2 separate regions of the Homo sapiens genome follow, and region 2 is linked to region 1. Evidence: read pairs that join two places in POLR2A ChIA-PET (ENCODE). Cell type or tissue: MCF 10A. All regions are shown on one strand. Links, peaks and the distances in the headings refer to the core of each region. The heading gives the core; the rest is flanking DNA. Region 1 overlaps PHACTR4 (phosphatase and actin regulator 4). Region 2 has its middle 13 kb from the start of MED18.

The links. Peaks named below come from ENCODE experiments on the same cell type or tissue, not always from the same donor. Only the 100,000 strongest peaks of a DNase experiment are listed, where the experiment ranks them.
Region 2: POLR2A ChIA-PET joins it to region 1 with 5 read pairs; 4 of 35 experiments call an interaction of 5 or more read pairs at or near these places.

Annotation. Positions count from the first base shown.
Region 1 is chr1:28,414,740-28,419,138 of GRCh38, reverse strand. The region is part of intron 2 of PHACTR4 (phosphatase and actin regulator 4); the gene reads right to left. Among named protein-coding and RNA genes, the nearest start is that of PHACTR4, 47 kb to the right of the region's middle. RefSeq lists a silencer at 1,627-1,686. In MCF 10A, for the core only: no CTCF peak of the experiment used is centred there; a DNase peak (open chromatin) is centred at 1,588.
Region 2 is chr1:28,340,321-28,344,719 of GRCh38, reverse strand. No RefSeq gene overlaps it. Among named protein-coding and RNA genes, the nearest start is that of MED18, 13 kb to the right of the region's middle. In MCF 10A, for the core only: no CTCF peak of the experiment used is centred there; no DNase peak of the experiment used is centred there.

The DNA of each region.
Region 1 (4,399 bases), core at 89-4,088:
ATGGGGGCGGGCACCAAACAAGCAGAAAACAGCTAGCTATAAATTGGCATGTTAAAAAATGTAACTACTGTACATAGAAAACTTCCCTAGAAAAAAATCATAAAAGTAGATATATCAAAATGTTATTAGTAATTACCAATGGATAGAAAGGTCAAATGATTTAAATTTTTCTCCTTTTTTTATTTTTTGAGATGGAGTCTCTCTCTGTCACCCAGGCTGGTGTGCAGTGGCACAATCTCAGCTTATTGCAACCTCTGCCTCCAGGGTTCAAGCAATTCTCCTGTCTCAGCCTCCCAAGTAGCTGGGACTACAGGCGCACACCATCATGCCCGGCTAAATTTTGTATTTTTAGTAGAGACAGGTTTCCACCATATTAGCCAGGCTGGTCTCGAACTCCTGACCTCAGGTGATCCACTGCCTCAGCCTCCCAAAGTCCTGAGATTACAGGTGTGAGCCATTGCACCTGGCCTTAAAATTTTCTCCTTTATGCCATATTTTCTCATTTTTCTCAAAGAAATATATATTGTTTTTGTAATAAGAAAAAATAATGATTTGTTGGATTTAATCTACATGTAATTTATATAGACTTTCTACAGCTGTATTAAGTGGAATAGAACAAATGTATTTGTTTGTTTGTTTTGTTTTGTTTTTTGTTTTTGAGATGGAGTCTTGCTCTGTCACCCAGTCCAGAGTGCAGTGGCGCAATCTTGAGTCACTGCAACCTCTGCCTCCCAGGTTTAGATGTTTCTCCTGCCTCAGCCTCCCAAGTAGCTGGGGTTACAGTTGCCTGCCACCACGCCCAGCTATTATTATTATTATTTTTTTTTTTTGTATTTTTAGTAGAGTCAGGCTTTCGCCATGTTGGGCAGTGTGGTCTCAAACTCCTGACCTCATGTGATCTGCCTGCCTTGGCTTCCCAATGTGCTGGGATAGGCATGAGCCACCACACCCAGCCGGACAAATGTATTTTTCTACTATCTTTGTCAGCATTTATTTATTTAGAGATAGGGCTGTGCTCTGTCCTCCAGGCTGGAGTGCAGTGGCACAATCTCATTTCACTGCAGCCTTGACCTCCTGGACTCAAGCAATCCTCCCACCTGAGCCTCCCAAATAGCTGGGACTATAGATGTGTGCCACCATACCTGGCTAACTTTTTAAAAGATTCTTGTGTCTTTTTTTTTTTTTTTTTTGTAGGGTCTCCCAATGTTGCCTAGGCTGTTCTTGAACTCCTGGGCTCAAGCAATCCTCCCGTATGGGCCTCCCAAAGGACTGAGATTAGAGGCATGAGCCACTATGCCCAGACTGTCAGCTTTTAGTTATCAAGATTTTGCCAACTTTATAAAATAAACAGGTATACTTTCTTTTTCTCTGCTATACTGATTGATATAGCATTATAGAGCTGTCCCCTCTTATCTGTGGTTTCACTTTCTGCAGTTTCAGTTACTTGTGGTTGACTGCAGTCCAAAGATATAATATGGAAAATTTCTAGAAATAAATAACTTGTAAGTTTTAAATCATGTGCCACTCTGAGTATCATGATGAAATCTCATGCCATCCTGCTCTGTCCTGCCCAGGGGTGAATCATCCATCACCTTGTCCAGCATATCCACACCGTATGTGTTCACTGCCTGTTAATCACTTAGCAGCCATCTCAGTTGCCATATCAACTGTGGCGGTATTGCAGTGCTTGTGTTCAAGTAATCTTTGTTTTACTTATTTGTTCTATTTTATTATTAGTTATTGTTATTAAATTCTTACTGTGCCTAATTTATAATCCAAACTTTATCACAGGTACATATGTATGTATGTATATACAGGAAAAAAACAGTACATATTGGGGTTCAGTATTATCCATGATTTCAGGGATCCACTGGCATTCTTGGTCTTGGTATATCCCCCATAAATAAGGAGGGACTACTGCAATCATCTGCTTCATCAACATGAATTAAATTGTCCACAAAACCCCTGGCCTAATCACATTTTAACACTAGTCTACATAGGATTTTTATTTCTTGAGTTCCTTTGGCAAATTATATTTTCCTAGAAAATTACCCATTTCAGGGGGAAGGAAGGGGGGAACAGCAAAAAAAAGAAAAAAAAAAGCAAGAAAGAAAATTACCAGTTTCATCAGGAATTCAACAGGGTGTCAAGGTAATTCAGTGGACAAAGGAGAATATTTCCAACTTTGTACCATATCTAAAAATTAACTCAAAAAGAATCAACAACTTAAAATAAAACCTAATCTTTGGTTAAGCAAAGATTTCTTCAAGAAAACACAAAAATTATGAACTATAAAAGAGAAAATGGATTAAATTGGATTGCATTACTTTAAAAGCCTCTGAAAGCAAATAGACAAGCCACAGGCTGGAAGAAAACATTTGTATGACATATATCATCGTCTGTCCAGGGTGCATGACACATTGATAAGGGCTCAGTTTGCAGCAATAAATTCAGATGGAAACCAGTCCATGCATTTAGTCAACCTATCCCACTTGCTATGATTTTCTAGGAGTAAGACGTAGTCAGAAGTGATAAAAAGTGGTGAGAGGACACAGGCAATAGTCCAGAATGTCAGCATTACTGCCTTTCCAGGCTTCTACTACTACTACTACAGCTCATCTTTTTCTACTGACAGAAAAAATAATTACATAATATCTGTTATTCAGGTTCACAGAATTTGGTGCCTGTGTACTCTGTTTTCCTTAAGATTGGTAATTCTATCTTATGCAGAAAAATTAAAACCACTGGAAGAAACACATACAGATATGTATTGTGTGTTTACTACTGGGCAGTGGGTAGGATGTAACAGTAAAAACATGTTGACCTTTATACCCCTTCAGGAAATAAGATGACAGAGGATATTTAATATATATTTATAATAATGCTATATTAAATTTCTCATCAAGACCACTAGGAGAAAAAATGGAACTAGCATCAATTTTGGCATCATGTAATACTGGAGGAATTTAACTCCTACACCCTGAGGACCTCAAAACTAATTAAGCTTGTATTTTGTCTTTCATTCTTAAAGAGGAGGGAGGGAAGGACTATGTTACTGGCATATTTTGAGCTTCAAGTGATAACAACATAACATCAAAAATGTTTTCCCATGAACTTTGAAGTGCATTATGTCTTGAGTTTGGCTCCTTGGCAAATGTTCTTAAACAGCTAGAAAAAAACTCCTTTATAGCATCATCATAATAATTCATAAATTCAGATACAGAATAAGAAAAAAATAATTGACTTTGTTTAGGAAATAATAAATTCTATTTGCTACCTTAACAAACTACTTCTCCTATTTCCTATATGATACAAATTCTAATCAAAAGGAGGTATTATCTTATAAATTTGTTTCCAGAATGCCATGCATATGAATAAAGCCTTTGCAACTAGCTTTAAATTCAGAATGCAAACTGATAATCTACATCTCATTAAACAATCACCAAACACACCCAAAAAAGTATTTTCAACAAGTCATGTTCATATTTATACAAGAGAGGGTATATAGAAACTTAATGAAGTATTCAGATGATTTAAAACATTTTGGGAAGGCAATTAGTATGCAGATCCTCCTCCACCTCAAAAATCTTTAGAAGGAAGTCACAACTCAGTACTTTTAAATAAGTGATATGCTAGGGTTTCAGTCCCTTTTGTTCTGGTATGCTCTTGGGAGAATGACTGTTAACTCCATAAGCAGTTGAAAAGGGAGGAAGAAAGCAGAAGCACGAATTAGCTATTTTTGAAAGTAGTGGGGTGTGGAGCATCATGGTAGCACAAATTCTATGCACATCCTCTCTGGATCCTTCCTTCACTCAGCACTTATGTACAGTGTAGCCATGAATTTTTTTCTTTCTTTTCTCTCTCTTTTTTTTTTTTTTGAGACAGAGTCTCGCTCTGTTGCCCAGGCTGGCGTGGAGTGGCGTGATCTTGGCTCACTGCAACCTCCGCCTCCCGGGTTCAAGCAATTCTCCTGCCTCAGCCTCCCAAGTAGCTGGGACTACAGTAGCACGCCATCATGCCTGGGTAATTTTTTGTATTTTAGTAGAGGCGGGGTTTCACCTTGTTGCCCAGGCTGGTCTCGAATTCCTGAGCTCAGGCAAACCGTCCACCTCGGCCTCCCAAAGTGCTAGGATTACGGGGGTGAGCCACCGCGCCCAGCCTAATTTTTTCTTTTAACTGGTAGTATACACCAGTATAGGTTAACAAGTAATACATTCATTGTATTTTATCCAGGTCTCTGAAATGAGATGAAAGGGAGGTGACCTAAAATCAGGAGAAGCAAGGTAAAAGCTGTTTGATTCCTCTATCACTTTCCCTACTCCATGATCTTCAATGTCTGTCCTACACTAACTCTGGCGGAATTTTGGAATCTGTTTTCCAAGAAAGTGTAAAGCAAATG
Region 2 (4,399 bases), core at 208-4,207, 75 kb after region 1:
GTCTCGCTCTGTTGCCCAGGCTGGAGTGCAGTGGCGCCATCTCGGCTCACTGCAAGCTCCGCCTCCTGGGTTCACGCCATTCTCCTGCCTCAGTTTCCCGAGTAGCTGGGACTACAGGCACCTGCAACCATGCCCGGCTAATTTTTTGTATTTTTATTAGAGGCAGGGTTTCACCGTGTTAGCCAGGACGGTCTCAATCTCCTGACCTTGTGATCCACCTGCCTTGGCCTCCCAAAGTGCTGGGATTACAGGTGTGAGCCACCGCACCCGGCTACCTAGAGCAACTTTTTAAAATTTGTTTTTTCAGTTCTGAGAAATAAATTAGAGTACTAAAGCGTGAATGGCTTCTTCAGAGTGAAAAAGCCACAGCTGGCCAGGCACAGTGGCTCACACCTGTAATCCTAGCACTTTGGGAGGCCAAAGCAGGCAGATCGCTTGAGCCCAGGAGTTCAAGACCAGCCTGGCCAACGAGGCGAAACCCTGTCTAAAAATTTTATCTAAAAATACAAAATATTTAGCTGAGCATGGTGGTACATTCCCAGCTACTTGGGAAGCTGAGGTATGAGAATCGCTTGAGGCACGAGAATTGCTTGGGAGGCAGAGGTTGCAGTGAGCCGAGATTGTGCCACTACTCTCCAGCCTGGGTGACAGAGTGAGACTCTGTCTCAAAAATAAAATAAAATAAAATAAAATAAAAAAATAAGCCAGGCATGGTGGCTCACGCCTGTAATTCCAGCACTTTGGGAGGCCGAGGGGGGTGGATCACCTGAGATCAGTGGTTTGAGACCAGCCTGGCCAACATGGTGAAACCCTGTCTCTACTAAAAATACAAAAAAATTAGCTGGGTGTGGTGGCGCATGCCTGTAATCCCAGCTACTTGGGAGGCTGAGGCAGGAGAATCGCTTGAATCTGGGAGGTGGAGGTTGCAATCAGCTGAGATTGCGCCACTGCACTCCAGCCTGGGCAACAGAGAGAGACTCTGTCTCAAAAAAAAAAAAAAAAAAAAGGAGAAAGCCATGGTCAAAAAGCTACCCCCTTTCCACAATTTCCTCCTGCTTACTACAGATGCTGAGCCTCATGGCGTACATACCACCTCATTGAAGAGGAATGTTAACCTGGGACAAACCAGCTTACACAGGCAAGATTCTTTTGGTCTCCAAGTCAGCATTCACAAGTTCACTCACTCATTCACTCAACAAATATTTGAAAGGTCAATTATATGAGTAGTACTAAGCTAGGTAGGGGTTATGGGGTTCATAGAAATAAAAAGTATTTAGAACACTGCTAAATAAAACATTTAACACAGTGCCTGGCATAAATATTTATTTATTGATCAATTATTATGTCCCAGGCACTGTGCTAAATGAGTAGATTATCTCATTTAATCTCTACAACAATCTCTAGGAACAGTCTATGATCATATGCATTTTGCAGACAAGAAAACTAAGGCTTACGGAGGTTTACCCAGCTTGAACAACATACATGCAGTGGAGTTTAGATTTAAACCTAAGATTCCAAAGTTTGTGCTCTTAATCATTATGCTATACTACAAAACACAGCTCCTCTCCTTAGGAAGCATACAGTCTTGCTAATAATACTAAAATTGGGCCGGGCATGGTGGCTCATGCCTGTAATCCCAGCACTTTGAGAGGCCAAGGTGAGCAGATCACTTGAGGTTGGGAGTTCGAGACCAGCCTGACCAACATGGAGAAAGCCCGTCTCTACTAAAAATACAAAATTAGCCAGGCATGGTGGTGCATGCCTGTAATCCCAGCTACTCGGGAGGCTGAGGCAGGAGAATCCCTTGAACCTGGGAGGTGGAGGTTGCAGTGAGCCAAGATAATGCCATTGCACTCCAACCTGGGCAACAAGAGTGAAATTCCATCTCAAAAGACAAAAATTAAAAATAAAAAATAATAAAGTCAGATAGTAATATGAAAAAAAAGGCCGGGCACGGTGGCTCACGCCTGTAATCTCAGCACTTTGGGAGGCCAAGGCGGGTGGATCACAAGGTCAGGAGATCGAGACCATCCTGGCTAACAAGGTGAAACCCCACCTCTACTAAAAATACAAAAAATTAGCCGGGCATGGTGGCAGGCTCCCAGCTACTCGGGAGGCTGAGGCAGGAGAATGGCGTGAACCCGGTAGGCAGAGGTTGCAGTGAGCCGAGATCGCGCCACTGCACTCCAGCGTGGGTGACAGAGTGAGACTCCATCTCGAAAAAAAAAAAAAAAAAAGAAAAAAAATAAAGAGGCTGGGTGCGGTGGCTCATGCCTGTAATCCCAGAACTTTGGGAGGCTGGGACAAGTGGATTGCTTGAGGTCAGGAGTTCGAGGCCAGCCTGGCCAACACAGTGAAACCCCAACTCTACTAAAAATATAAAAATTAGCTGGGCATGGTAGTACACGCCTGTAATCCCAGCTACTTGGGGGGCTGAGGCAGGAGAATCGCTTGAACCCGGGAGGCGGAGGTTGTAGTGAGTCCAGATGGTGCCACTGCACTCCAGCCTGGGCAAGAGAGTGAGACTCTGTCTCAATAAAAAAGAAAAAAAAAAGATAAAGGGATAGAGAGTAGAGAATGACAGAGAATGAGTTTGCTACTTAATTCTGGATGGTCAGGGAAGCTTCTCTGACATTTTAGCAGAGACCTAAAAGGTGAAGAAAGCCAGCCACACTGAATTCTGGGCAGGAAATGTTCCATGAAAAGATGTTGGTTCTCTTCCAAATTAATCAATACATATTCAATGAAATTCCAATAAAATTCCAGTAGTAATGTTGAGAATCTACAACTTACTCTAAAATGAATATGAAAGAATAAAGGCCTATGAAAACCCAGTCTATATTTGTGTTGTTGTTGAGACAGGGTCTCAATGTGTCACCCAGGCTGGAATGTAGTGATCTCATCACAGCTCACTGCAACCTCAACCGCCCAAGCTCCAGAGATCCTCCTACCTCAGCCTCCCACATAGCTGGAACCACAGGTGCATGCCATCACACCTGGCTAATTCAAAAAAAATTTTTTTGGAGAGATAAGTTCTTGCTATGTTGCCCAGGCTGGTCTTGAATTCCTGGCCTCAAGTGATCCTCTTGCCCCGGCCTCCCAAAGTACTAGGATTATAAGCATGAGCCATCATGCCTGGATGCTAGATCTATTTTCTTTTCTTTATTATTATTTTTTGAAATATTACTACACTATAAGTCTATTTTAGAGGACAAAAAGGTAAGGGTACCTGCCCTATTGGTAGAAATGGCTCTACTATAAAGCCATAACAATAAAAACATTGTGTTGCGGGCACTGAAACAAAGAAATAAAAAATGAAATAGAATGGAGAGCTTAAAAATAAAGTATATACGAGGAAACCTAATATGTAACAACGGTAGCATCAGAAAGCACTGAAAATTGTTTTTCAGATGGTGGTAGAAAAACTAATTCACTGCAAGGAGAAGAAAGCTGGATTTTTACTTGAAACCACCTAGAAGATAGACTCCAGATGGATTAAAGACCTAAATGTGAAAGTTAAAACTATAAAGCTAAGAAGGAAAATCTGTTCCCTAAGGGTAAATGAAGACTTCCTACACAAAATTCTATGCCGGGCGCTGTGGCTCATGCCTCTAATCCTAGCACTTTGGGAGACTGAGGCGGGAGGATTGCCTGAGCTCAGGAGTTCGAGACCAGCCTGATCAACATAGTAAAACCCTGTCTCTACTAAAAGTAAAAAAATTTAACTGGGCGTGGTGGCATGCACGTATAGTCCCAGCTACTCAGGAGGCTGAGGCATGAGAATTGCTTGAACCCGGGAGGCAGAGGTTGCAGTGAGCTGAGATCCTACCACTTCACTCCAGCCTGGGCAAAAGAGTAAGACTCTGTCTCAAAAAGAAAAACTAAGGAACAAGATTCCAAACCATAATATAGTCAAAATTTAGGATCTCTGCTTAATTAATGACATCACAGATAAAGTTAACAGAAAGGTGACAGACTGAGAGAAGATATTTGCAATGTTTTAAGCAAAGGATTAATATCTAGAATATACAAAGGTTCTGCAGATCAATACCATTGAAAATAAAATATAAAAAATGGGCAAAGAATATAGATACCTTAGTTTCACATACTAAAAAAGTCTATATACTGTTACATACAAAGAAAGAAATGAAAAGATTCAAATGTAATTATAACCAGAGACAAGCAAATCAAAACAACCAAGAGCTGCCATTTTACATCCATCAAACTGGAAAAAACTAGAAAGACGGGTCATGCCACATCACACCAACTGGTGAGGATGTGGCTATGAGTTCTTGTTCACTAGCAATAGGAAAGTAAATGTTACAGACATTCTGAAAAGTAACCTGCAATAGTTGGCAAATGTGAGCATGCTCATAGCTATACAGCCCAGGGGATTTTT